Linked DNA regions of Mus musculus: all the other regions are linked to region 4. Evidence: chromatin contacts called from ENCODE Hi-C or POLR2A ChIA-PET data. All regions are on one chromosome and are shown on one strand. Each heading gives the region's core, a stretch centred on a gene start or an enhancer-like site at or near the end of the contact. The rest is flanking DNA. Distances are from core to core; before and after follow the strand shown. Region 1 holds the start of Cdc20 (cell division cycle 20). Region 2 holds the start of Slc6a9 (solute carrier family 6 (neurotransmitter transporter, glycine), member 9). Region 3 holds the start of Tmem125 (transmembrane protein 125). Region 4 holds the start of Kdm4a (lysine (K)-specific demethylase 4A).

The links. Hi-C counts contacts between places; a loop is a spot of excess contacts on that map. ChIA-PET counts read pairs that join two places held with the same protein, here RNA polymerase II (POLR2A).
Region 1: a loop to region 4 is called in a map of T-helper 1 cell, with 2.2 times the contacts of the local background. The contact joins the promoter of Cdc20 here to the promoter of Kdm4a in region 4. A Hi-C loop is called at or near these places in 2 of 37 maps with a recorded cell type or tissue (T-helper 1 cell and T-helper 17 cell). POLR2A ChIA-PET finds 5 or more read pairs at or near these places in 3 of 5 experiments (Patski and embryonic stem cell).
Region 2: POLR2A ChIA-PET joins it to region 4 with 15 read pairs in embryonic stem cell. The contact joins the promoter of Slc6a9 here to the promoter of Kdm4a in region 4. POLR2A ChIA-PET finds 5 or more read pairs at or near these places in 4 of 5 experiments (Patski and embryonic stem cell).
Region 3: POLR2A ChIA-PET joins it to region 4 with 10 read pairs in embryonic stem cell. The contact joins the promoter of Tmem125 here to the promoter of Kdm4a in region 4. POLR2A ChIA-PET finds 5 or more read pairs at or near these places in 2 of 5 experiments (Patski and embryonic stem cell).

The regions. Positions count from the first base shown.
Region 1 is chr4:118,432,494-118,439,185 of GRCm38, forward strand. It overlaps Cdc20 (cell division cycle 20), which reads right to left and starts at 4,850. Exons shown (of 10, transcript NM_023223.2): 1 at 4,448-4,850; 2 at 4,201-4,349; 3 at 4,017-4,113; 4 at 3,767-3,895; 5 at 3,476-3,672; 6 at 3,284-3,378; 7 at 2,980-3,208; 8 at 2,258-2,383; 9 at 988-1,105; 10 at 408-648. The coding sequence starts at 4,628. The coding sequence ends at 470. Elovl1 (elongation of very long chain fatty acids (FEN1/Elo2, SUR4/Elo3, yeast)-like 1) reads left to right here. Exons shown (of 8, transcript NM_019422.3): 8 at 1-460.
Region 2 is chr4:117,832,906-117,838,708 of GRCm38, forward strand. It overlaps Slc6a9 (solute carrier family 6 (neurotransmitter transporter, glycine), member 9), which reads left to right and starts at 2,353. Exons shown (of 14, transcript NM_008135.4): 1 at 2,353-2,572.
Region 3 is chr4:118,541,349-118,548,051 of GRCm38, forward strand. It overlaps Tmem125 (transmembrane protein 125), which reads right to left and starts at 2,378. Exons shown (of 4, transcript NM_172383.3): 1 at 2,252-2,378; 2 at 2,008-2,151; 3 at 1,253-1,412; 4 at 1-1,023. The coding sequence starts at 884. The coding sequence ends at 234. Gm40237 (a long non-coding RNA gene) reads left to right here and starts at 5,791. Exons shown (of 3, transcript XR_001784414.1): 1 at 5,791-5,806; 2 at 6,336-6,703.
Region 4 is chr4:118,177,096-118,183,038 of GRCm38, forward strand. Kdm4a (lysine (K)-specific demethylase 4A) reads right to left here and starts at 2,948. Exons shown (of 22, transcript NM_001161823.1): 1 at 2,798-2,948; 2 at 300-481. The coding sequence starts at 437.

The DNA of each region.
Region 1 (6,692 bases), core at 3,600-6,099, 260 kb after region 4:
GCTCCCTTCTCACTCCACATGGAAGCATGAGCTTCGGGCCAAAGGTCAGAATGGGCAGGCAGCAGGCCTGGAAGTCAGGCTGTGCGCTCACTTGTGTCTTAATTAAAGTGACGGGAAACCACTGAGATTGTGTGTGTGTGTAAATGAGGTGCGGGACACAGCTTTAGCTCTGGCTTGTTTACAAACAAAAGGGATGGGTGGTAGTGCATGCGGTAATTCCAGCTCCTGGGGAGGGTACAAAGCAGGAAGCTCAAAAGAGCCTGAACCCTGTCTCAAAAGAAAAATGATGCTCAGTAGGCAGGGCTCTGGGTTTGGTCCCCTAAACTACAAAAATAATATAAAAAGGGGGGTTGCCAAGTCTAGCTCTAGTCAGAGTAGGGGAAGCATGTAGGAAGGATGCTGGGACATAAGGAAGATACGAACTTTATTAGAAAAAATAAAATAAAAACAAGAAAGGAAATGCGTTTGTTCAACGGATGCCTTGGTGGATGAGGCTACTTTTAGCTACACTGGCTTTTTCCCGCTCACGCCGAAGGGCAGGGTCCATCTCAAAGCAGCGCCACAACCGTAGAGTCTCATCAGCTGCTGCTGATGCCACTGTGGCCCCATCTGGACTCATTGTAAGACCCAGGACCCGTGCTGTGTGTCCTAGGGCGAGAGCAGTGCATTTGAGTATACACACAGGCCTCCCTCTAACTTTGACAGTCACCTTGAAATGCAATTTGAATGCCATACACTCACCCTTTTATAATTCAGTGGTGTTACTGTATTTACAAGGTTAGGTTGTACATTGTTATAACCAGTACCACGACATTCTAAATCTAAGCCTGTTAACTCTGCATTTACCCATTCTCGTGCAATCATACCCTCCCACCACCCTTGCCAAATCCCCAGGCAAGTCATATCAGTCTGTTTATTCTCAATATTTCATATGGATGGAAACATACACTATGTGGCCTTTCTGCCTGGCTTCCTATTGCCACCTACCTTTGAGCTCAGCCACCTTGGCCATGGTTGGATACTTCCAAATAACCAGCTGGTTCTGGGCAAAGCCGTGACCTGAGATCAGCTCCTTATAGTGGGGAGACCAGAGGATGGAGCACACCTGTGGAGAAGGTCATCACGGACATGAGTCAGGCAGGGTTACTCAGAACCGAGTCAGTCCATTCTAGTATTAGACACCCTGTCAGGCACTACAGATTTAACTTAATGGTCACAGTCCTCACTGAAGCCCCCAGACACACATCTATGGTGATGAAGATGAATCCACCAGAAGGGAAGTTTCATGTTACCCAAAGTCATCCCATAAGCGACTCCCTTGGCAACTTCAACCATCTGCCTTCAGAGCCCACACCTGCAGTGAAGGCCGAGTGAGGGGAGCAGATAGGGAAAACTGGAGTATTTACAGCAAGGCATATCAGCAGCAAGAGCCTCAAATGTTCTAATGTATTTGGTTTTTTGTTTTTTTTTCCGATACAGGGTTTCTTTTTCTGTATAGCCCTGGCTGTCCTGGAACTCACTTTGTAGACCAGGCTGGCCTCGAACTCAGAAATCCGCCTGCCTCTGCCTCCCAAGTGCTGGGATTAAAGGCACAACACAGCCCGGGTCTAATGTATTTGGATCTTATGCTGTAGGTTGTGGGAGTCATCACAGGTTTAAGGACAGTAAGATACCACTCGGATTGTATAAAGGGAACTGGAAGAGAGAGAAAATGTGTGGGAGCCTGGGCATGGAGTTACATGCTGGTAATCTCAACACTTGGGATGTTAAAAGCAGGACTGAGGCCAGCAAAGGCAAGACTCTGTCTCACAAGACCCTGCCTCAATGAATGAATGAATGAATGAATGAGTGAATGAATGAATGAGAGTGCTGAGGAAGGGACGGATGTGAATGGTATTTCAAGCTAACACTGAAATATCCTGAGAAGGATGAAAGACTAGGTGGCTTTTCAGATTTCTAAGCAGGTTCTGCATCTAAAACAGTACAAGTGGAACACAGTACATTTCAGGAAGGCAAGGTGAACTGACAAGCTTAATTAGGACATACGGAGGAGGAGGATTCTTGAGGACCTAGGGTTGGAGAGAAGCCAAACTAGGAAATGGGAATGCCAGTGAGGGCTGAGTCAGAAATTTAGAAATGATCAGGTAGAGAGTTGGAGTAGAAGTGGCTGTTCAGAAATGTCACATAGAGGAACACACCTCTGCCTGGGATAGGTTAAACCATGAATCACCACCAGTAGCAATCACAACAAAACTACCTGGGAATGCACATCCACAGCACTCAGACAGGCCCCTGAGCAGACGTTCCAAATGCGAATGTGCCGGTCACTGGTTCCTCCTCCTGTTGCCAGGATATTGGACTGCCAGGGACACCATGCCACAGCCTGGGTGGAATGGATAAAGGCTGGGTCAGGTCAACAGAGAGGCAGAAGCAGCCCTACGTGTAAAAGAACTGAGCTTTTCCATGCCCTCCTTTCCCTTGAAATGGCACAGAAACCTGGAATATGTATTAAAGAGCTTCTTGCACTATAGCTGGGCAGGGTTCTCATCTATTCTAACCCAGCTCTGATGCCTAACACCCAGCACCTGCCCTGTAACCTGACATCTCCGTCTCGCCCTGGCTGCTCCTCCTCCACCATCTCCTGGAGACTCCCTCCTGGTGACCTCACCTCTTTTCCCACCCATCTTAAACTCTCCTCCCCAGCTACAGGTTGATCAGCTCTTTATTAGCCAATCAGAGGTGATAACAATTTTCAAACAACTCCAAGACAGGAGCTGCTTCAATAATCGTGACGATGCTGGAAGGCACCCAGCTCTCTGGGCACAGTAGTCATCATCTATTATGAATACTCAGTGGACAAAACCATCTCTCAACTCTAAGTGTCACAATTAAACTCAACCCCGCCTTGTCCTCTCCTCTTAGTAGTCCCTCGTTTATAGCTGAGTGTCTGTAAAGACCTCAGCTCAAATGCTTTCTCACCTTGACAGCGCCTTGATGTTGAGTGAATGTTTGCAGGGGAGCCCATCCACTTTCTCCAGGACCACTAGGCCACACGTTGACAATGTTATCATTGCCACCACTTGCCAGATGTCGTCCATCTGGGGCCCAGCGAAGCCCACATACTTCCTGGCTATGGCCACTCAGTGTGGCCACATGGTGTTCTGCTACCCGAACATCATGGTGGTGGATGTGGCCAGACCGTGAACCACTGAGAGAAGAAGAGATTTAGTTCCGGATGGCAGAAACCGGAAAGGTTCTGCTATAGACTGGGAAAAACACCGACCTGGATAGGATATAGCTGTTCCAACTGAGGGAGCTTACTCGAGCGGAGTGACTGGTCATGTTTCGAAGTCGTTTCTGCTGCTGCACATCCCAGAGCTGCAGAGGAATGACCACAGGGTCACAGATGTAAGGTGGGCAAGCTCCCCCCTGAGCCCAGTGACCACAGAGCCACAATACAGGCAACCAGGCTCACCTGGACCTCAGCATTGCTGGTGCCTACAGCTAGGTAGTTGCCCTCCTTGATCCAGGCCACCGAGGATATGTAGTCTCCAGGCTGCTCCATTTGCAACAACTGCAGGATGTCACCAGAACCAGCGTTCCATAAGTACACACTGTTGTCCAGTGCCACAGCCAATACATTTCCAGAGCTCCAATCTACAAGATTCAGGTCTGCCAGGGGAAGGAAGAAAACATGAGGTCCTTTGTTGGACTGGTCCATTCCTAGGCCATCTTTCTCCATCCGCAAAGACAACAGTGCACTCACAGTAGTCATTCCGGATTTCGGGGGCATCAAGGATCCTGTCTGGCAGAGAAGGGATGTATCTGCAAGTCTTCCTGCTGGAGCCAGGCGTGGCTTTCTGACTGTACAGTACTTTCAGTCTGTTCTGGTAGCCTGTGGCAAGAGAGTGGGTCTAGACTTGGAAACTGATACCCATCCACATGTGGAAAAGCAGCCACATGTCTCCCCTTAGGAAGGACTGACACCAGCCTCGATGATGTCACTCACTCCTTACCTTCTGGGGCATTCTGAGGTTTGCCGCTGAGCCTGAGGATCTTGGCTTCCTCCACATCAAAACCGTTCAGGTTGAGAGACCAGGCTTTCTGATGCTCCTGAAATACACGGCAAGTGAGGGGAGGAAGACCGGTATCAGCCAGGGGACAGACACCTCAAGTCTCATGACCCCTGTGGAATCATACCTTTTTGGTGGGCGTCCCCCTGTCTTCCGGCTGGTTTTCCTTGCTTAAGAGGAAGCTGGCCACCTCCATTTGAGAAGCACTGCGTTGGGGGATAAAGCGGTCACCTCCAGGTTTGCTAGGGGTGGTCTGAACCTTGGAACTAGATTTGCCTGGGGGCAGGGAGAGAGAAGTCAGACAGCCTGACGAGGCTCCCGGAGGGAGCATGAAGACGGACTCTCAGCGATTCCAGCTCCCTCCACCCACTCACCAGGAGTTCGGCCCGGGGTCCGCCCGGCGCTGTGTGATCTGTTGGCGGCCCGCATGGGCGAGGGGGCTGGGCCTGTGGCTTCCTTTGCTTTGCGCTGCCAGCGCGCAACCGGGGCATTGGGGATGGGTGCGTCCAGTTGAAGCAGTGAGTGCAAATCGCTCTCGAACACGAACTGCGCCATGGCACCGCTACCGGGGCGAAAGGCGACCAAGCGCGATCCTCGCCGGGCTCCTGGGCTCCGCCTGCCACAGCTCGCAGCAGCCCGGTCCCTCTCCGTACTCAGCTCTCCCGAACACAAACCCCCAGCTCCTCGCAGCGCGTCAGTGCGCCTGCCGAACGCGTTCTTTTCCAGACAAGCTAAGGACACGCCGGACTGTTGTTCTTAAACTCTCCGCTGCTAGCGTTCATTGGCTCCTTCAAAACCCAACTGTCTTAACCGTCGCCCTTGCCGATTGGTCGCTACACTGAAGAGGGCCGGGTCTTCCGGGAGCAAATCTCACGAGAGTGCGACGACCAAGCATTTGGAAGGAAATCCCGAACCCATCTCTGGGAGCCTTCGTCCCTGCCCGAATCGGAGCCCGAATCGGAACACGGGGGCGGGTCCCGCACAGTTAGTCCTCGGGATCCGCTCTCTGCCGGCCATCTCTCTGGGTTGGGCCCGGCAGTTAGAGCATCTGGGAATCTTTGAAAGGTCACATCGAAGCCTGTGGGTGGTACTTAGGTCACACGTTCACACATACACACATTCTCTCTCTCTCTCTCTCTCTCTCTCTCTCTCTCTCTCTCTCTCTCTCTCTCTCTCTCTCTCTCACACACACACACACACACAGAGAGAGAGAGAGAGAGAGAGAGAGAGAGAGAGAGAGAGAGAGAGAGAGAGAGAAACTCAACCTCAACCCGGAGGACCCAGTTGGTTAGAGACGGTGGGGAGGTGGCAGTCTGAATGGGGAGGGCGCCTGAAACCCTGCTAGGAAGGAAGTATGCGGACCAGTGTGGGGTTCTGCAAACACAAAGTGAGAGGAAGGGGTGTGTGTGTCAAAACAATGATCAGAATTCCAGCCTTTCGTCGTGAAGATTAGGTTAGGCTGTTCTTGGGGACATCACATCCTGTGGAGGACTCCCGTGGGACTTAGGATTCTTCAGAGACCTAGAGATCTCCTTACCCCCGTTGCACATAATCTGCCAGAGCGACACCCATTTTGTTTGTTTCAGACAAGGGTCTCACTATGCAGTCCGGGCTGGCCTGGAATTCACCTTGTAGAAAAAACTGCCCTGGATCTCAGAGATGCGGTGGAATTTAAGGCGTGTGCCACCACGCTGGGCCAAGAACCTGGTTATGCTGATAGAAAAACCAAGGTGCAATACAAGAAATTAGCCCAAGGTCATAAAAAGAGGTTGGTAAGAATCCAGGTCTGGGGCCTGGAGAGATGCCTCAGTTAGAACTTCTTGCTCTTCCACGGGAAGAAAATTTGGTTTTGTCAGGCAGCGCACAACTACCTCTAACTCCAGCTCCAGGGCATCGATGCCCTCTTATGGAACCAGCATACAGATGGCACACAAACACACCCCTCCTCCCCGATAAAAATAAATTATTTTAAAGCGGAAAGGAGGTTAGAAAGATGATGGCTTAGCTGTTATCGCTAGATGCTCTTCCAGATTACCTAGGGTTCAGTTCCCGGCGCCCAATATAGGTATTCAAGATCTATTACTGTAGTCCCAGGGGATCCAGTGCCTTCCCTGGCCTCTGCCAGCATCAGGTGTGCATGAGGTATACAGACATAGATGTAGGCAAAACACATACACACTTTAAAAAAAAAAAAGTGGCCCTTTGATCTCTGCACCCACAGCGCACCTCTTCCTTCTGGTGACAATAAAAAACATTAAAAAAAAAAAAAAAAAGCGCCGGGCGTGGTGGCGCACGCCTTTAATCCCAGCACTTGGGAGGCAGAAGCAGGCGGATTTCTGAGTTCGAGGCCAGCCTGGTCTACAAAGTGAGTTCCAGGACAGCCAGGGCTACACAGAGAAACCCTGTCTCGAAAAAAAAAAATAAATAAATAAATAAATAAATAAATAAATGGCAGACTCTGAATTGGTCAGTCTAAATTCTTTTTTCAAAAAAAAAAAAAAAAAAAAAAAAAAAAAAAAAGCGCCAGGCAGTGGTGGAGCACACCTTTAATCCCAGGACTTGGGAGGCAGAGGTAGGTTGATCTCTGAGTTCGAGGCCAGCCTGGTCTACAAAGTGAGT
Region 2 (5,803 bases), core at 1,103-3,602, 340 kb before region 4:
GCAGACAGGTACCCTTGTATCCCTAAATCAGCTCTCCTTCACATGGGTTCCTTAGAGTGGATAAGGGACCTACTTTTCACTAGGCCATTAATAAGAGAGGTAGAAGAGAGGACTGCCAGAGGTTCAAAGCCGGCCAGGAGTACATAGCGAATTTTGTGTCATCCAGAGCTGCATACATGGTGGTTACTGTCTCAAAAACCAAACCAACCAAACCAAACCAAATCAAACCATCCCAGAAGCAAATAAACAAAAACCAACAAAACAACCTCCTCCACATAGAAAGCTCAGCATACAAGCTGTTAATCCCAGGGCTGTGGAAACAGAAGCAGGTGGATCACTGAGTTGGAGGTCAGCTTAGTCTATATAGTGAGAACAATGTCAGCCAGAACTACATAGTGAGATGCTGACTCCAGGAAAAAAGAAAGAAAAAAAGAAAGAAAAGAATTCAGGGAGCGGAGAAGGGCTGTGTGTGAGGGGGTACCAGCAGGAGGGGCTGAAATCTGGATGTAAAGAGAATAAAGAAAGAAAACTTCAAAATTCAAAATAAAGTTTTAAACATTTTCTTAGAACCATCCTAATGCCTTTTAGGTCCATCGCATCCCTATAAGTTAGATGGAAGCCCCTCCCTCAGCCCCAACCTTCCCTTTACCTGGCAGCTTCTCCCAAGAGCCTCCTGTCCATCTGTCTTGGGAAGGAGCCATTTTGGATAATCTAAAGAGGAGGCAGGCTATGAGAGACCATAAACAACTTGTAGAGGAACCCAAGTCCTGGTAGGGAAGATGAGAAGTGTTTAGATACTATCTGGTCAGATCCAGGACTTGAGCACACACACAACTACACAGCCTGCTGCAGGACCCACAGTTAGACTCCCAGAAACTTCTACATAAGCAAAGTTAAAGGCCACAGGTGGTGGTGGTGCACGCCTTTAATCCCAGCCCTTGGAGGCAGAGGCAGGCGGATTTCTGAGTGCAAGGCCAGCCTGGTCTACAAAGTTAGTTCCGGGACAGCCACCGGGACTATACAGAGAAACCCTGTCTCAAATCCCCCCCCCCAAAAAAAAAGCCCACAGGCACAACAGATTGCTTAGGTAGATCTGCGTGTGTGTCCCCTCTCTACTCTATACAAAACTCTGGTAATTAGTTCGTGGGAGACTATAAACCCCAAGCAGGCTTATAACTGCTGTGTTCACGGGCAAACTCAAAAGGGACATAAGTGCCTTCCTAGATCTGACCAAATCTCGAGAATGAACAGATTGTGAGTTCCATGACAGCAGAAAGCAGTATATAAGAAGGTAGTTCTGGGAAAGGGCTGTGGTTGAGCCGTGGGGTAGAGAGAGGCCCAACTGAAGGGAGTGTGCTGGCTGCTGTCTTTTTCAGTGATTATAAATTAATAAGGTGGCTTCTCACACCAGTTGATCTTGTGCGCGGCTTTGACATGGATGCGCCTGCTCTTTGGAGACTGGATGTCAATAAACAAGCAAGTTTCCTGGCCGGAAAATGGTGAGAACTCGGGGCACAGAGTGGAATCCGGAGCCTGCCTCTCCAGACCAGGGCCTTTTGCAGAGCACCTGCGAAGCAACAGCAGTCCTCTGGCAATCAGTATTGTCTGGTTTGATAGAGGGTTGGCAGCTTGCTCAAGGTAAGCAAATGTGGCAGCCTGTTCCATTTGCTAGGCACCACTGCCAATCTGGAGCAATGAGTTTCACGTGGGTATGCATTTCCTTAAGTCATTCTCTCCATTTTGCAGAGGAGGAAACTGAGGCTCAACAAAGCATCTTTTGGCAGATACTGCAATCCAGGCACCTGAAGTAGGTAGGCTCTGTGGCACAACTAACCAGGTAGGGCTGATCAAATCAGTGGTGGAGAATTCGGGGAGAAAGGGCTCCCCAGCCTTGCAATTCCAAGGAGTGGGCCCCAGGCTTTACTCAGCTGTGCCCACAGTCTCTAGCGGCGCTACTGCAAAGGGAACGGAATTTGCTCTTGACGTCTCTCTAGGGGGAACGCAGGCGCAGAAGGCCAGGGGCCTGGCGGGCTAACTGCAGCCCCAGCCCCCCAAAGCGCCCCAGGCCTTTTGGCTTCGTTCCAAGCCTAGCCCGAAGGGGAGGACATCTGCTTCCTCCAAGTGTCCCAACTGAAGGGCAGAGAGGCGAAGGAGAAGGGGACTCCTTTGCCGAGCCCCACTCCCAGGGGTTCGTGAGGATCAATCATCAGAAAACTAGAGCCACTTGTAATCTTATTCCCTGGTAGGAGGAGTCTGAGTAGTCGGCACGCGGGAGGGAGGAGATGGGACCAGGGCGGGGGAGGGCGGCCAGGGGAGCCGCTCAGGGAGGGGAGGGACTTGGCTAGGTTTCTCAAGCCTTCTTCACTCTCCAAACTTTCACCAAACTCTTAGCCCCCGCCTCCCCGAAACCAAAACACAACAAGCTCTGGAGGAGCGGCAGGCAACGCGGCGGGGCGGGAGGACTGGCGGCTGCAGAGAGCCTCGGGAGGCTGATGCAACTTTCCCTTTAAGAAAGCCACCTGGGCGCACCGCGGTGCGGACCCAGCACGCCTGGGCCGGGGGCAGCAGTATGGTAAGAGAGCTGGGGGAAGGGGGCTTTGCGGCCCGAGCCTAGGTCTGTCCAGCCGTCGTTCTGGGCGTTTCTGTGACTCTGGGAGGCTGAGCCCCAGGATGTGTATGGATGTGTGTGTGGTGCGTGGATGAGATAGCGTTTGCTTGCGGGTATCTGTGGCTAAGAGTGTGAGTGCTCGCACTGGGATGTCTGTCTCGCCGCGAAGGTCTGGGTAGGTGCGTGTGTCTGTGTGTCATCGTTGTCACCAAGGAACTAAAGCAGACGGGAGGGAGGGTGATTTCGGAATGGAGGGGGTGCGTTGCGTGCCGACGCCGGCTCGGTCGGAGGTGGTTGGTACGGGGCTGTGCGCGCAGCGCCGGAACCGAAGAGCGTCTTCGGTCTTTCTGGGGCGCCAGTGGGTCTGCCGCGGCCGGGAGCCGGCAGCGGGGTCTGTGCCCCGCGTGCAGCCTCTCGCCCCACCTCCTCTCCCAGCCGTGCTGGCTATCTATCTGGGCGCCGCAGCCGGCGGCCTTCCTAATCTGCCCGCCCACTCGCCCGCCGGGTGCCGGTTCCCGCGCGCCCGCGGTTCCTGGGAAGCAGCGAGGAAGAACCCCAGCGCCCTCCGGTTCTCTTTTGTCCGCGGCTCGCGTGGCTGCAGCGTTGAGAAGGGATTGCGGGGCGGAGAGTGGTTTTGGGGGACTGCTACTCTGGGGGGAAAAAATCCACGCCCTGCCACTCGAGCCTTCACTCTAGCCTTCCTTCTGGGCATGCTTGCGGCGAGTGCGGGCGGCCACAGGTGAGGCCTGGTTTCCCGCAGCTCCCGAGCGCCTGCTCCCAGCCTGTACCCCGCAGCAGGCAGCCACACACGGGCCGGAGCTGAGGCCAGCGAGCCGGGAGGGGGCTTGCCCGCAGACCCGGGAGGGGCCGAGGACGGGCGGGGGCGGGGCAAGGGGGCGGAGACCTCGGCACCCGGGTACTTTTCCACCGCGGGGGGCGGGGCGGCATCCTCCACGCCAGCTGAGAGGCGCACACGTGGTGGCTGATGTAACGCCCGCCCCCCAACACACCTTGCACACTGATTAAAGCGAACCGGTCTCGTTTCGAGGAAGTGGGCACTCCGGGCGGTGCCATGACTCCAAAAGTGACCGCGCCCCACACTGCCAGCCCGTCCCGGGCCTTCAAGTCCGGCCGGGCAGCTACTTAAAGGGGCCGCACCCCCTCTCGGGTCTGTTTTCCATAGGCCACGCCCCTCGCTAGTCACTCTTAAAGGAGCCGCGTACCCACCTAGCACTCTATGATAGCTCCCTCACAAAGCCTGTTCTACTTTTTTTCCTTTTTTTCTTGTTTTTTGGTTTTGTATTTTGAGACAGAATTTCTCTGCGTAGCCCTGGCTATCCTGAAACTTGCTCTATACACCAGGCTGGCCTTGAATTCAGAGATCTGCCTGCCTCTGCCTCCCAAGAGCTGGGTCTAAAGGTGTGTGCCACCACTGACTGGTTTCTGTTCTATTTTTTAAATGAAGCAAGTCTGAGGCTATGACTGTTAGAAAGATAAAGGATAGAGGGCAAGGAATGGGCAAAAAGAACACCTAAGATAAAGACATCTCCAGAGAGGCAAAAGGTTAGAGAGCGGGTGATAGGATTGGTTAGGGACTAGCGGAGAACATTGAGCGTGCCCAAGTGTTTCAAAGACTTCAGAGAAAACGCTCCCTTCCTCCTTATGTTCAGCGGGACTACAGTAGTATAGTTCTCAGGATATAGAAGAACCACACGTCTGCCCTGGCAGACCTCTCCAGACAGAGGGGGTGGACAGAAGCCAGCATCTTGCATATATTGCATTCTTGAAGGGTACCATGGAAGGGTCGACTGCAGAAGGAGGAGGAAGGCTTCATGAAGATAATGGCATGGGGTCTGGTTTTGATGTTGGTAGGCAATGTATTGACCAGTGAAAACTGGGGACCAGAGACCCTTACAGAGGGAACTATTGCCCGAGCAAAGGTGGGGATGCAGGAAGCCCCTGAGTTTGCAGCAAGTAGCTGGCTTGGTGCCCCAGACAGGAGACTTTATGCACACAACACTGTGCTAACATCCCTGTGGTAGTGAATAGAGACGGTGTCTCCTCCCTCCGAATTGTAAAGTACTGGAGACCTGTTGCCTCTAGTTACTAGTGAGGGCTTAGTTCATATAGACCCCTAAAATTGGTCTACCTAGGGGCTGGAAAGATGGCTCAGTGATTAGGGATGCATAAGGGGCTGGCTGGTCTTCCAGACGGCCAGGGCCTGTAGTTCCTGGCAGCAGTGTCAGGAGGCTCACTATTGCTTGTAACTTCAGCTTCAGGGAATGGGATGTCCTCTGTTGGCACTCTCCCAACCTCTATTCCACCCCCGTATTATGCATTCACACACATACATATAAATAAAAATTTTTAAAAACTGGGTGGTGGTGGCACTCAGGACTTTAATCCCAGTACTTGGGAAGCAGGGGCAAGCAGATCTCCTGGGTTGAGCTAGCCCTCAAGCAGTCAAGGCTACACAAAGAAACCCTGTCTCGAAAAAGAATTAAAAGTTTAAAAAAATAAAAACAACAACAAAAAAAAAAACTTAAAGAAAAATCTGCCTGCATACTGCCCTTGCAGGGGACACACAGGTTCCAGCAACCATGTTGTGGGACTCATAACCACCTGTAACTCCACCTCTAGTGGATCTGCTCCCTCTTCCCTGTACACACATAATCAAGAATACAGATAAATATATGCTTATAAGTTGGTCCACCTGGCTGCTTCCTGCTCACCAAGAAATCAGGAGCTTCACCGTGGGCACCTTCGTGAGGGAGCCAGAAGACCAGTACTACACTCCGTACTCCAGCCTTTGGAACCACAACAAAAGCAATGCCTTCCCTCTTTGGAGATGTGTGTGTGTGGGGGGATCATTTGACAATCCCATTTTGGGAAGAGGAAAGTCACAAGTGCTAAAGGGCTCTGTGACCCTCCTCCCAGCATCAGTCTTGGGGGCTCACACTCAGCCCAAAGCCTGTCTGTCCACATCAGACCTCCTCTCCTATCTTTAAACCTGCAGCATCTTATCCCTGGGGCAACTACCAGCTTCCTCTCACTGCACCAACAGTAGGCAGAGACCCTTCCTTTTCTCTCACCACCCGCAGGAAGTCACTTCATCACCGAGTTCCATCTCATTACTGTTTCCATCTCTCTTATCGTGTCCTCTTTCCTTTTGCCGTCATCAGCTTCACCAGCCAA
Region 3 (6,703 bases), core at 1,128-3,627, 360 kb after region 4:
AGACCCCAGGACCAGGCATAGAGCATGACAGTCCATGATACAAACAGCCCCAAGGAGGTATCCCTCACCTTCTCATGGAATGGATATGAGGGTGCACACGAGCTCCTAATCACATATCATGAAATGCCATGGCGGGGGTGGGGGCGACACACATATATGCGTGCACCTGTGAATGTCTGCCACAAGTTCTGGGGATACTGAGGCAGGGCATGGGAAGAAGGGCTCCATCTCTGTCAGATGAGGCTGGCAATGCTGGAGGTGGTCTCATGACGCTGGCCAGAAGACAACTGTCCTGAGATGCTAAAGATGCTACTGTTATCACCGTGGCCATTTTGGGCGGAGAATGCCTCTGTACAGATCGGAGGGCAGTGTCCACTCACACCCACCTGGTACAGTAGCAACCCCAGCAGCAAGACTGAGCCCAAGGAAGCCAAGGTAATGCCCACAGACAGCATGGCAGCCAGTGGCCGTGCCGGGGCCGGGGCAGCAGCCAGCCCAGCCAGGGTCAGGCCAGTGACCAGCAGCACAAAGCCACTGAGCAACACTACAACAGCGTCGGCGCCTCCGCCGCTGCGCAGCAAGGCCACGTGCTGGGCCTGGCGTATGCAGTTCATATCCTGCACGGCAGAGCTCATCAGCTGCTTCACCAGAACCAGCAGGGCCAGCAGACAGAGCACAGTGCCCACGGCTAGTCGCCATTCGCCGGATCGGCTGCTGGTGGAGGACAGCAGCGCCACACCACCGGCCCCACAGCCAGCCACAAGGATCACGGCCACGGAGAAACAGAGCAAGGAGCGACGGGGCTGCTGGGACCACCATAGCTCCACCTGCTCTGCCAGCACATCTGGGGGCAGCCCCCTGCCCACTGAGGCTTGCTGGGACATGGCTTGGTCAGGCAGGGTCAGGACAGAGGATCACTGTCAGGGTTCAGAGGGTGTTTGTCGTGACCCTGTGTCCCCATCACCTGGTTGCCAGCGAGAAGCCCAGTCTCCTCTTCTTAGTCCAGGCTATGGTTACCCTCACCTGCAGGACAGGATCACAAGTTATTTCCCACCCATCTGGCCCTATAGCCTCATCTGGGAGTCTCAGGGAAGGGCCCCAAGAATCTTCCCCGGGGTCCTCAGGACCTATTCCCAAGAGCTACAACCCTAGCACTGCACCTTGCCAAAGCACCTCCCCTGACCCCAACAGAGTTCCCTCCACCACAGAGCTCCCCTTCCCCTTCAGAGAATCCCCTTGCCCAGCTCCTGACCTCTCACACAGGCTGTCTCGGTGGCCTGTTCCATCCAGGCTGTCGGAGGAAGCTGGTGGTGCCACAGTGGATGACAGGACAAACTGTCAGAGATAATGCCTCATTCAGGATCAGACTCACATGGCCTCAGCTGTCACTGCTGGGTCCTGGGTGGGGGAAGCTATGGGAAAGGGAGGCTGGTGACTTAACCCTTCTGGAACCAGCAGGCTGAGCCTGACCCTTCTCTCATAGGGCTGTACCCTTCCTTCTCTGTGGGTCAGGATCTGACCCCTAACACCGTTCTTCCTCTAGTTCCACCCTATCTCCGTCAGGCAAAAGAAGACGCATGCTCCAAGTCTCTCCTTCCAGTGCTGGTCGTCTCTGATGCAACAGGGCCCAACCCAAATTCCTCATCTTACCCTGAACCTGTTCCTCCTGTGTTCCTTTCTCAAGATGCTGTTACCACCCACCCTCCCTCTCGGCCCACTCCGGGGGCTCCTCAGCGCCTTCTGCTTTTGCCAATCCATGGCCCCAGGGGCTGTCTCTTGCCTCTAAACATATCTCTATCCAGTCCTGTTCTCGGCGCTCATCCAGAACCTGCCTGCTCCCCACGGGTCCATCCCCTGCTAAACGGCTCCACGTGTTCTCTAAGGCAGCAAAAGGAGGACTCAGGATTTGAACCGCAGCCTAGTCCTTCCCATCGTGGGAATGTGGGGAGGGATCTAACAGTGTTACTCATTTAACCTGTTCCCTACAAGACAGGCGGCATGACTCACATCAGGTAAAAATAAAGCTAGCACTGCCGGCAAGGAACCCAACTTCCGGCAGCAGGAGAGACCGATCCTGTAGGTGTCAGCTGCGAGTCCAGGAGGGACGGGAGTGGGGCAGGGAAGCCCCAGCTCACCTCTTAGAGGCTTTTTCTGAAAAGTGAGGACAGAGAAGTTAATTCTGAGGAGTGGGAGAAGTCATCTAACATACTCCTTTTAGACTTCCCACGGGGCAAAGGAGCTCAAAACATACTTTTTTGAGCCAGAGAGACTCGGGGTGAATCAGAACCCACATGGACCACACTGCCGAGACCACGTTTTTACTCCAACGAGACAGAGTAGGGGACCGCTCTGCCCTTTGCAGAGAGGTTGCCTGGCACGCAAGGTGGGTGGGGTAAATGCCCACGCCCCAAGGGTGGTTGGGGGAGGGACCGTGGGCGGAGTCTGTCCCAGCATTCCTCAGGACTGTGGCTTGCTCATCTGAAGGTGCTGACACCGTCTATTGGGGAACGACCCCAGCGTGGGTGGAGGTTCCCGGTAGTAGAACCCGTGAAAAAGGTGGGGGTGGGGCGTATGGGGCACTCACGGGACGCCTGGCTGTGCTGAATCCGATTTGAGCAGGCAGGACCCAGCAGGTTGGGCGCTCTAGGTCTGTTTCCGGGGAGACGCTTCACCTGCCTAACCTGCACCCAGGTGAGCTGGAAGGAGGGGGGGATTAACAGGTGCTGTTTCCAGGGCAGGGCCTGAGCCAATTGGCTGACGTGGCCCTGCGACTTCAGTGGGGCTGAGACATTCCTGGGAAGGGAGGGGCTTCTGTCCGCTGCTGGTAGGTCTGAAACACAATATGCAGATTGGGTCAGCAGGAGGAAAGAATGCTGGCCCTCTGCCCCAGTCTGAGCCCTAGCCCACCCCACAACTCCAACTTAATTTTACCTTCAGCCCCTCCCCGAAGATCTACAGCCAGGCCTGCAATCTTTGCACCCTGAGAGGCTGAGGCAGGAGGAGAGCCAGTAGGAGGTTCCAACTGGCCTGAAACCTCCTCATTCCAGCTGATTCTGGACTTTAGTTCTGAATCCCACTGTATCCTCAGCCCCAGCGTCCAGCATCAGCGATACCCCAAACCTAGCTCCAGCTCTGTCTTAGGCTTTCCCCCAATAAGCCCTTTGTTTATTTTCCTTGAGGCCTCAAGTGAGTGGCAGGATTAGCCTGCCCCATGAGTGGGTAGAGGCCTTTCAGGTAGACAGCTGGAGCTGGACAGTTGGATAAGTTTCACAACTCTTGACAAGGCAAAAGAAGCCCTTGCCCTTCAGCTGGACTGTCCCCCACCTACCTCCGGCCTCTCTCTGGCCGAGTCTGGCCAACTTGAATCATTGAGCTGAAATGCCTTGGCTGATCTGGCTGATCCGACTGCACTCACGACCCGTGTTTCTTCCATATTCATTCGCAACAGATCTTTAGTTAGTTAGCTTTCACCCCTGACCCAGAGGTGTATCCCCAGCCACTGCAGGGATAAGTACTAGTTTACTAACCACCATGACCTCAGCAGCCAGCGGTAGCCTGTACGCGTAGGGTAATCGATAAATGTTTGTTGAGTGGCTGGCTAAATAAAAGTGTGAACTGACTGACGGTGTGACTATTTTGACCTTTGAGCTTTTGGGATGAAACCAGAAGGACAAGTTGGGCCCAGGCTGTGTGGTCCTGGAGGGCCTCAGGGATGCATTTGGACAATGCTGGGTGTCCACAGGGGTGTTCAAGGTGGAACCGGGATATGGTTCAGGGCTCTGCTTCTAATCAGCAAGTCTGGGTCCTAGACACCATGCCCCAAGTGGGCAGAGGGTGACTGGTTGGAGAATGTACAGTTTGTCCCACATCTTCTGTCCTACCCCTTCTGTAAACTATATGTTAGTATGTTCTTCTCTCTGCATTTGATGTGTATTTAAAAAACTAAACAAACCACTACCAGCAGCAGCAGCAGCAGCAGCACCACCAAAAATCCCAAACAACAGAATGAAATCCAAGTCAATCTTCCCCAGATCAGGGCACAGGGTAACTGTGCCTGGCCTGGCTTCCTCTTTGCTTTGTTCGCTGCAGAAGACAGGGAGCCTCCTAAGTCCAGAGCAGCGTGGTCTGTATGTCTAAGTGTCAGCTTAGTTATGTATTTGTTTTACATTTCTCTCACATATTACATCCAAATTCAACTCCAGTTTCCTCTCCTCTCCTCCTCTCAGAGACTCTCCCTCTCGCTCCCTCAGATCCACTCCTCTCTCATTCTCTCCAAAAAAGCAAGAAGGAGGAGGAGAGCCGGGCGGTGGTGGCGCACACCTTTAATCACAGCACTCCGGAGGCAGAGGCAGGCGGATTTCTGAGTTTGAGGCCAGCCTGGTCTACAGAGTGAGTTTCAGGACAGCCAGGGCTACACAGAGAAACCCTGTCTCGAACCCCCCACCCCCCCCAAAAAAGGAGGAGGAGAAAGAAAAGAAAGGAAAAGAAAAGAGCAGGCCTCCCTCCCAGGGATTTCAATCGAACATGGCATGAAGTTACAAGAAGACTAGCCACAAGTCCTCATATCCAGGCTGGATGAGGTAACCCACTAGGAGGAAAAGGGTCCCAAGAGCGGGCAAAAGAGTCAGGGATGTCGCATTCCCCCTGTGCGGAGTCCCACAAGAGCACTGAGCTATGCAACTATAATGTATGTACAGAGGACCTAGGTCAGACCCAGACAGGCTTCCTGACTGTCACTTCAGTTTCTGGGAGCCCCTCTTATTTATGTAACTTAAGCCTTTCTAATAGCCTGTTTCAAAAGAACAGTAAAACCAACACAGTAAAATGAATGTGTTTGCTGGGCTATGGATGCAGCCCAGTGGTTGCTCGCCCCCTGGTTCAATCCCCAGAGCTGCAAAACTGTATGTATTGGAATTGTAAAATATATTTTACTATAGAAGGTATTAATGGGCTCTTTGAAAGTCTTTTCTTTTCTTTTTTTTTTTTTTTTTTAGATTTATTTATTATTATATGTAAGTACACTGTAGCTGTCTTCAGACACACCAGAAGAGGGCGTCAGATCTTGTCACGGATGGTTGTAAGCCACCATGTGGTTGCTGGGATTTGAACTCTGGACCTTCGGAAGAGCAGTCGGGTGCTCTTACCCACTGAGCCATCTCACCAGCCCCTGAAAGTCTTTTCTTATACATACAAACTGTATCTCAGTTCAAATTAGCTACACATTGAGTACCCAGTAGCCACCTTTGCCTGTGGCTGTCACCTTACTGGGGAGTACAGCTCTGGCTAGCTTTTCCCTGAAGAAAACTTTAGGGCTGCTTGACTGGTGCAGAGCAGGGGACATTGGATGACATAGTGGGTATTAATCCTGCCATTCTGCAAAGCATTATGAACGTGCCCCCTTTATAAGAAACAGGCCTGGGAGAGCCAAGGTCTGCCAGAGCTTGCCAGCCTGGATTCGATCTGAACTCTTCTAATAGCCTGGTCCTTAGGAAACTCTAGTCTCCTGCTAACCTAATGTTCAGCTGTCCTAGACAAAAGCTGGTGCCGGGAACCCCGAACATCCCCTTTCTCTACTCTTTCCCTTTGGAGTCTATAGAGGGAGAAGCAGAGCCTAAGGCTTCATCAGTTTGAATACTGGCTGGGGCTGGGCAAGTTAGTGGCTCAAAGTGTTGAATCTGTCCCTAAAGCAGGGACAGAAATGGAGGCTCAGGAGGTAGAGGTGGCAGTGGGCGTGCAGGAGAAGCTGTAGGTCAGGAGGTAGAGGTGGCAGTGGGCGTGCAGGAGAAGCTGAGGTCGGGAGGTAGAGGTGGCAGTGGGCGTGCAGGAGAAGCTGTAGGTCGGAAGGTAGAAGTGGCAGTGGGCGTGCAGGAGAAGCTGTAGGTCGGGAGGTAGAGGTGGCAGTGGGCGTGCAGGAGAAGCTGTAGGTCAGGGGGTAGAGGTGGCAGTGGGCGTGCAGGAGAAGCTGTAGGTCGGGAGGTAGAGGTGGCAGTGGGCGTGCAGGAGAAGCTGTAGGTCAGGGGGTAGAGGTGGCAGTGGGCGTGCAGGAGAAGCTGTAGGTCAGGAGGTAGAGGTGGCAGTGGGCGTGCAGGAGAAGCTGTAGGTCAGGGGGTAGAGGTGGCAGTGGGCGTGCAGGAGAAGCTGTAGGTCAGGAGGTAGAGGTGGCAGTGGGCGTGCAGGAGAAGCTGTAGGTCAGGAGGTAGAGTTGGCAGTGGGCGTGCAGGAGAAGCTGTAGGTCGGAGAGGTAGAGGTGGCAGTGGGCGTGCAGGAGAAGCTGTAGGTCAGGGGGTAGAGGTGGCAGTGGGCGTGCAGGAGAAGCTGTAGGTCAGAGTGGATAGGTGGCAGTGGGCGTGCAGGAGAAGCTGTAGGTCAGGAGGTAGAGGTGGCAGTGGGCGTGCAGGAGAAGCTGTAGGTCAGGAGGTAGAGGTGGCAGTGGGCGTGCAGGAGAAGCTGTAGGTCAGGAGGTAGAGTTGGCAGTGGGCGTGCAGGAGAAGCTGTAGGTCGGAGAGGTAGAGGTGGCAGTGGGCGTGCAGGAGAAGCTGTAGGTCGGGGGGTAGAGGTGGCAGTGGGCGTGCAGGAGAAGCTGTAGGTCGGGGGGTAGAGGTGGCAGTGGGCGTGCAGGAGAAGCTGTAGGTCGGGAGGTAGAGGTGGCAGTGGGCGTGCAGGAGAAGCTGTAGGTCAGGGGGTAGAGGTGGCAGTGGGCGTG
Region 4 (5,943 bases), core at 1,698-4,197:
CTGTATGTCCCTTTCCTGTCCCACCTGCATACCATCCTATCAGCAAGGATCAGGACTACTCAGGTTTTTTCCTGGTGTTCACTTAGAAAAAAAAAAAATAGCACCACTGTCCATTTCCTCTTTAGGGACTCAGGAAACATGATTGCCACAGGCTGTGTGAAAGGAAGACTGGACTGGAGAGAGAGGAGCATCAGTAATTCAATGCAAATAAGTACAAGCCCGCCACTAATTTCCAATTACAGAGGCCAGAAATATTCTCATAGCGGCTGCCGAAGCAGGTTCACATTCCTGCTCCCTACCTTGGCTAGCCCAGCCCGATGAGCTCCTTGGGATTCAATGTAGGCAATGTAGCGGCTGAAGTTCCGGAACTCTTCCATGGTGGGGTAAAAGGTCATGATCCGAGCACTGGGGTTCAAAGTTTCTGATTCAGAAGCCATCTTGTCTTCTCTGTTTTTGAGGCCGATTTTGCTAGGATAAAAACCTGAAGTGTTAAGAGAACAAAAGTAAGTGACAAGGAACTGCCCCCTACTACAATGCTTATTTAAATGGACTAGATGGACAAGCAGAATCTGTTCCGTTTAAAAAGAACCCGAGGGGGCTGGTGAGATGGCTCAGTGGGTAAGAGCACCCGACCGCTCTTCCGAAGGTTCGGAGTTCAAATCCCAGCAACCACATGGTGGCTCACAACCATCCGTAACAAAATCTGACTCCCTCTTCTGGATTGTTTGAAGACAGCTACAGTGTACTTACATATAATAAATAAATAAATCTTTAAAAAAAAAAAAAAAAAAAAAAGAACCCGAGGAAACCAGAAGATGCCCAGCAGCCCAGCACGAGGGAGAAAGAAGGCAGGATGTAGAGTTAGTAATCCAACATCTACAATGAGTACACCTGGTCAAGGGGAATAATGTGGTGGTGGTAACACTCCTTTAATCCCAGTACTCAGGAGGCAGAGGCAGGTCAACCTGGTTTACAGAATGAGTTCTAGGACAGCCAGAGCTTCTAAAAAGCTTCCTATGGGCTGTTTTCTGGAGCACGGCATCACAAGATTCTAAACCACTGAGAAGTCACTTAGCTGCAGACTCTAAGGCTTCAGGGGGTTCAAGTTTTAAAAGTACTTTGATAGTAACAGTATGTTAGGAGTTTAAAACACTGAAGGGAAACTCTTCTATCTAAATCAAAATGGTTTCAGCAGTACTCAATGAACTCCGATGGCTCAACTGCACTGAAAGCAGGCAATGAGCTGGCAATACAGGGCACACTCCCCAACTGCCGGGAGAAAATACATAGACATTTTTGGATGAGGTCCTCAAGTAAGTGGGCAGAGCCTAAACCCAGTGTTGGTAATACAACAGATCGCCACAATCGCCACAACCAGAAAAAGACAATGCATGCTAAAAAGGAGCCAGTTTAGAAGCAAAACTGGTATGTCCTTCACTGGACCTCCTCACTCACAGCCCAGGAGTTCTGTTTCCTCAAAGCCACTGGCAGTCCTACTCACTATACAGGAGAAAGCTGCCTACAACCTGCCCACAACCTAGCATGGGTTTTGGGAAGCAGCATGGAGGCAAACTCCAGGGCATTAAACAGAAACCCTGTCATGGTAACTCTTGGGTTTCCATTCCACTCCAAGGGAGGGATTTCTGGCTAGGCATTTTTCATTAACTTTGCATAAAAGATATACTGTTATCCCTGCTTTACATACCAGGAAATGTATCCAAAGTGCCCCCTCTAAAGCATCTTCTACCACTTTCTGCTACCTCAGCTCTAATACTTACATGAACTAAGACTTCTCTGAAAGTGTGGAGGAACTTGAAGCCTATTCAATTTAGGAGACTTTTCCTTTTAAAAGGAAATTTTCAATATATTCTACTTTTGAAATTTTTACAAAAAGGTATCATAAATATCAGACTGGGGCTCCTCCCCTGGGCTTCAAAGGTGGTCACAATGTTGCTTCATCTGCCTCTAGCTCTGTTTATCTTTGTGTGTCCAGAAGCTAGAACAATGCTCGCCACAAAGTAGGCACTCAGTAACTGCTGAATAACTCATATCCTCTGCTCACTTTAGCGGATCATCCCATTACTTTAACTCTAGGGTTCCATTCCCGCGATCTATTCCCTTGGGGAAATCTGGTCTGGGGCACCTTCCCGTCCGCCTTCAGCAACAAAGCAAAGAGTACCGGGAGCTAAACCTTCGGCTCTAGAGTGAAAACTCTGAATACCGGTCTGATCTCTGTCACTTTTTAACACCTTGGCTGTGTGAATGGACTGGATGAGTCTCAGTTTCTCCACCTGCAAAATGGGGACCCCAAACCCCTGCCTTGATGGATCGTATGATTAACTTAGATGATGCAAGCGAGCCCTAAACGCTAGGCCCGGTAAGCACTCCATAAAGGCAGCTGTTGCTAACAGTGACCTGAAACTCCCGCACTCTCCGCCCCCGCAGCCACCCCCGCGGCATCCCTCCAAAGGCAGCCCGGTTCCCAGTGTCCCCACACACCACTTACAGACACTGCCCCTCCCGGCCCCACCGCCTAGGCGAGGGAGGCCCGGCCGCAGGAAGAAGAAAATAAGGCCCAGTGGGCCCGCCCCCCTCTCCCGACGCCCATTGGCCACTAGAGATTGGAAAGAACCAATCGCAAAACTTATTTTAGAAGCTCCTTTCTCTATTGCTCAAACCCCATGTCGATCACAGAGCACAGAAAGACCCACCTCACCACCCTCCCCCACTGGAGCTCACGGCCAAGGGTTTTGGCAGCATCAACCCCTTGGGGAATCCAAAACCCGATGGCTCTCACCTGGAGCCTAAAGCCCTAGCAGGGCTCAGGCCCGATTGCTGTTGTCGCCACTCGCCGATCCCACTGTCTTTCTTGAGGGCGAAAGACAGAGCTCCGCCTCCTTTAAAGTCTGACTCTGCGCAGCCTCACAGAGCCCATAGTCAACCAACCCAAGAATGGCTTTAGGTCCTCAGCTAACCAATGAACACTCACTACACCGACTCGGCGTCTGGAACTACGAGTCCGCTTAGCCTATGAGCGTCGTCTCGAGCTGTTGCCAGGAGAAAACGCTGAGCCTCCGGGGACTGGGGCCACTGAGCATCAGGGCTGGATCCAGAGTTAGCCTATCAGAGGCTGACTCAGATCTCCATAGTTAAGCTGGGTAGAAAGAAGCGAATACCCTGAAATGGGCTAGCCGGTTATGGGGAAGGGCGAGCAGGTGGTTATAGGATGTTTCTAGCGAAAGGATAAGCCTAATTTTCTTGGAGTAACTCCTTTGCCTAAGATATAAAGGCGATGGAAGACCTCCGGGAAAGTTTCTAAAGTCAAGGAGTTCAGAGAACGTGACCAGCATGTCCAAGTTTGCCCAGTACTCTCAGTTTGACTCTCTTCTCTAAGAAGCCCCTCGCCTGCTGGCAAGGCGGGTTAGGTAAAGATCTGCTCCAGGAGAAGGAGCCCTGGGGGGTCATTAGGACAGATCCTGAAGGAAGATATCCCTGAGGCTTTTTAAAAGCGGCTCCCCTTGAGCGAAAATTTGGGGTCATTAGCAGCTCTTGGAGCGAACAGGGTGATTCTAAGAATCATTAAAGGCACTTCAGGGGGCCGAACAGGATCCCTAGAAGTCATTAGGAGCAGTTCCTGAGAGGCTGTGAGCAGCCTTAAGGAGTTCCCAGATTGTCAAGGACGATGAAGAAAGAGAGGTTAACACCCTTATAAGTCAAATAAGGAGGAGAACTCACTAGGGCATAAAACATGAGCAAAATTCCCGATAGCACCGGGAAGAAGAGTTGTATTGTGTTTGAACTGCTTTCAAAACCAACCCTTCGGTACAGAGAGATGACTGAGAGGAAAGGCACAAGTCTTATGATCTGAGGTAAGCTGTTGAAGGAGAGAATCAATACAAGTTCACAAGATGTCCTCTGACTTTAGTGGATTGCAGTGTCACCGCCGCCACAAACACACTAAATAAATAGGTTAAAAAAAAAAAAAGTAAGCTGGGCGGTGGTGGCACATGCCTTTAATCCTAGCACTTGGGAGGCAGAGGCAGGCAGATTTCTGAGTTTGAGGCCAGCCTGGTCTACAAAGTGAGTTCCAGGACAGCCAGAGCTATACAGAGAAACCCGGTCTCAAAAAATACCAAAAAAAAAAAAAAAAAAAAGTTTTTAAACAACTTCTCGTCCATGCCTGGATTTTTCAAGGGGAACAAATTCAGGAGAGTTGAGATGGATGGCAAGAGTTTACCAATGTTAACTAAAAGGAGATACTTCATAGAATGCTATGGGTTAAATATCTAGGCACATATCTGATGAAAAGGGTGCTTTAAAAAAAATGAGAGGCCAGCCTGGAATAGGTAGTTCCAGGATAACCAGAGTTACATAGTAAGACTCTTTCTTAAGAGGGAGAGATGCAGCCGGGCATGGTGGTGCACGCCTTTAATCCCAGCACTCAGGAGGCAGAGGCAGGCAGATTTCTGAGTTTGAGGCCAGCCTGGTCTACAAAGTGAGTTCCAGGACAGCCAGGGCTATACAGAGAAACCCTGTCTCTATATATAAGAGGGAGAGATACAGAGATAGATATGTGGGCATCATGGCACAAGCCTACCAATCTTAGCCCTTGAGGGGTAGAGGCAAGAAAATCAGAAGTTCATAGCTGGGCATGGTGGCACGTCTTTAATTACAGATCTTGGGAGACAGAGACAGGTGGATCTCTGTGAGCTTGAGGCCACCCTGGTCTACATAAGGAGTTTCAGGACAGCCAGGGGTACATTTTAGAACTTGTCTCAAAACAAAACAAAAAAAGTTGTTCAAGGACATCCTGGGCTACATAGCAAATTCCAAGCCAGCATGGACAACATAAAACCCCAACTCCAAAAGAAGGAAGAAGAGAAGGAGAAGGGACATTAACTATCGTGTGTATATGTGTGATATTTATATTGATCATATATTATGATAGATAGATCGATAGATCGATAGATTTTTCAAGGTAAGGGTTTTCTGTGTAGCTCTGGTTGTCCTAGAACTTCCTCTGTAGATCAGGGTAGCCTCTCAAACTTACCAAGATCCCAGAGAGACACCTGCCTCTGCCTCCCGATTCCTGGCACTCCCAATATTTTAATTGATAATATTCATTTTTTCTAATTCTTAAAATTATATCTATTTTGGGTGGACCTGATGGTGCAATGCCTTTAATTCCAGCACTCAGGAGGCAGAGGCAGAGGCAGGTGAACGTCTGTGACTTCAAGGCCAGCCTGGTCTAAGGAGTAAGTTCCAAACCAGGCAGGAATAATGGTGAGACTCTCCAAAATAATAATATGTTCATATATTTGTTGAAGGGCAGTGCATATTCATACAAAGACCAGAGGACAATTTTCGAGATTCAGTCCTTCTACCCTATGAGTCCTAGGGATTCAACCTGGATTGTCTGTCTTGGCAGCAAGCATCTTTTACCAGCTAAGTGATCTTGCTAACTCTTTTGTTATTGTTCTTGGGGGTTTTTGTTGTTGTTGTTGGTTTTGGTTTTGGTTTTGGTTTTGGTTTTGGTTTTGGTTTTTGAAGACAGGGTTTCTCTATGTAGCCCTGGCTGTCCTGGAACTCACTTTGTAGACCAGGCTGGCCTCGAACTTAGAAATCCGCCTGCCTCTGCCTCCTGAGTGCTGGGATTAAAGGCATGCGCCACCACACCTGGCTGTTGTTCTTGATTTAAGGTAGTCTTGAATTCTTGAATTTAAGATTCTCCTCGGGGGTGGCAAGATGGCTCAGTGAGTAAGCCTGCTCTTCCAAAGGTTCTGAGTTCAAATCCCAGCAACCACATATTGCGTCTGAAGACAGCAACAGTGTACTTACTTATAATAATAAATAAATAAATCCCAGAGCAAGCAGGGTTGACCGGAGCAAGCAGAGGTCCCAAATTCAATTCCCAACAACCACATTAAGGCTCATAACCATCTG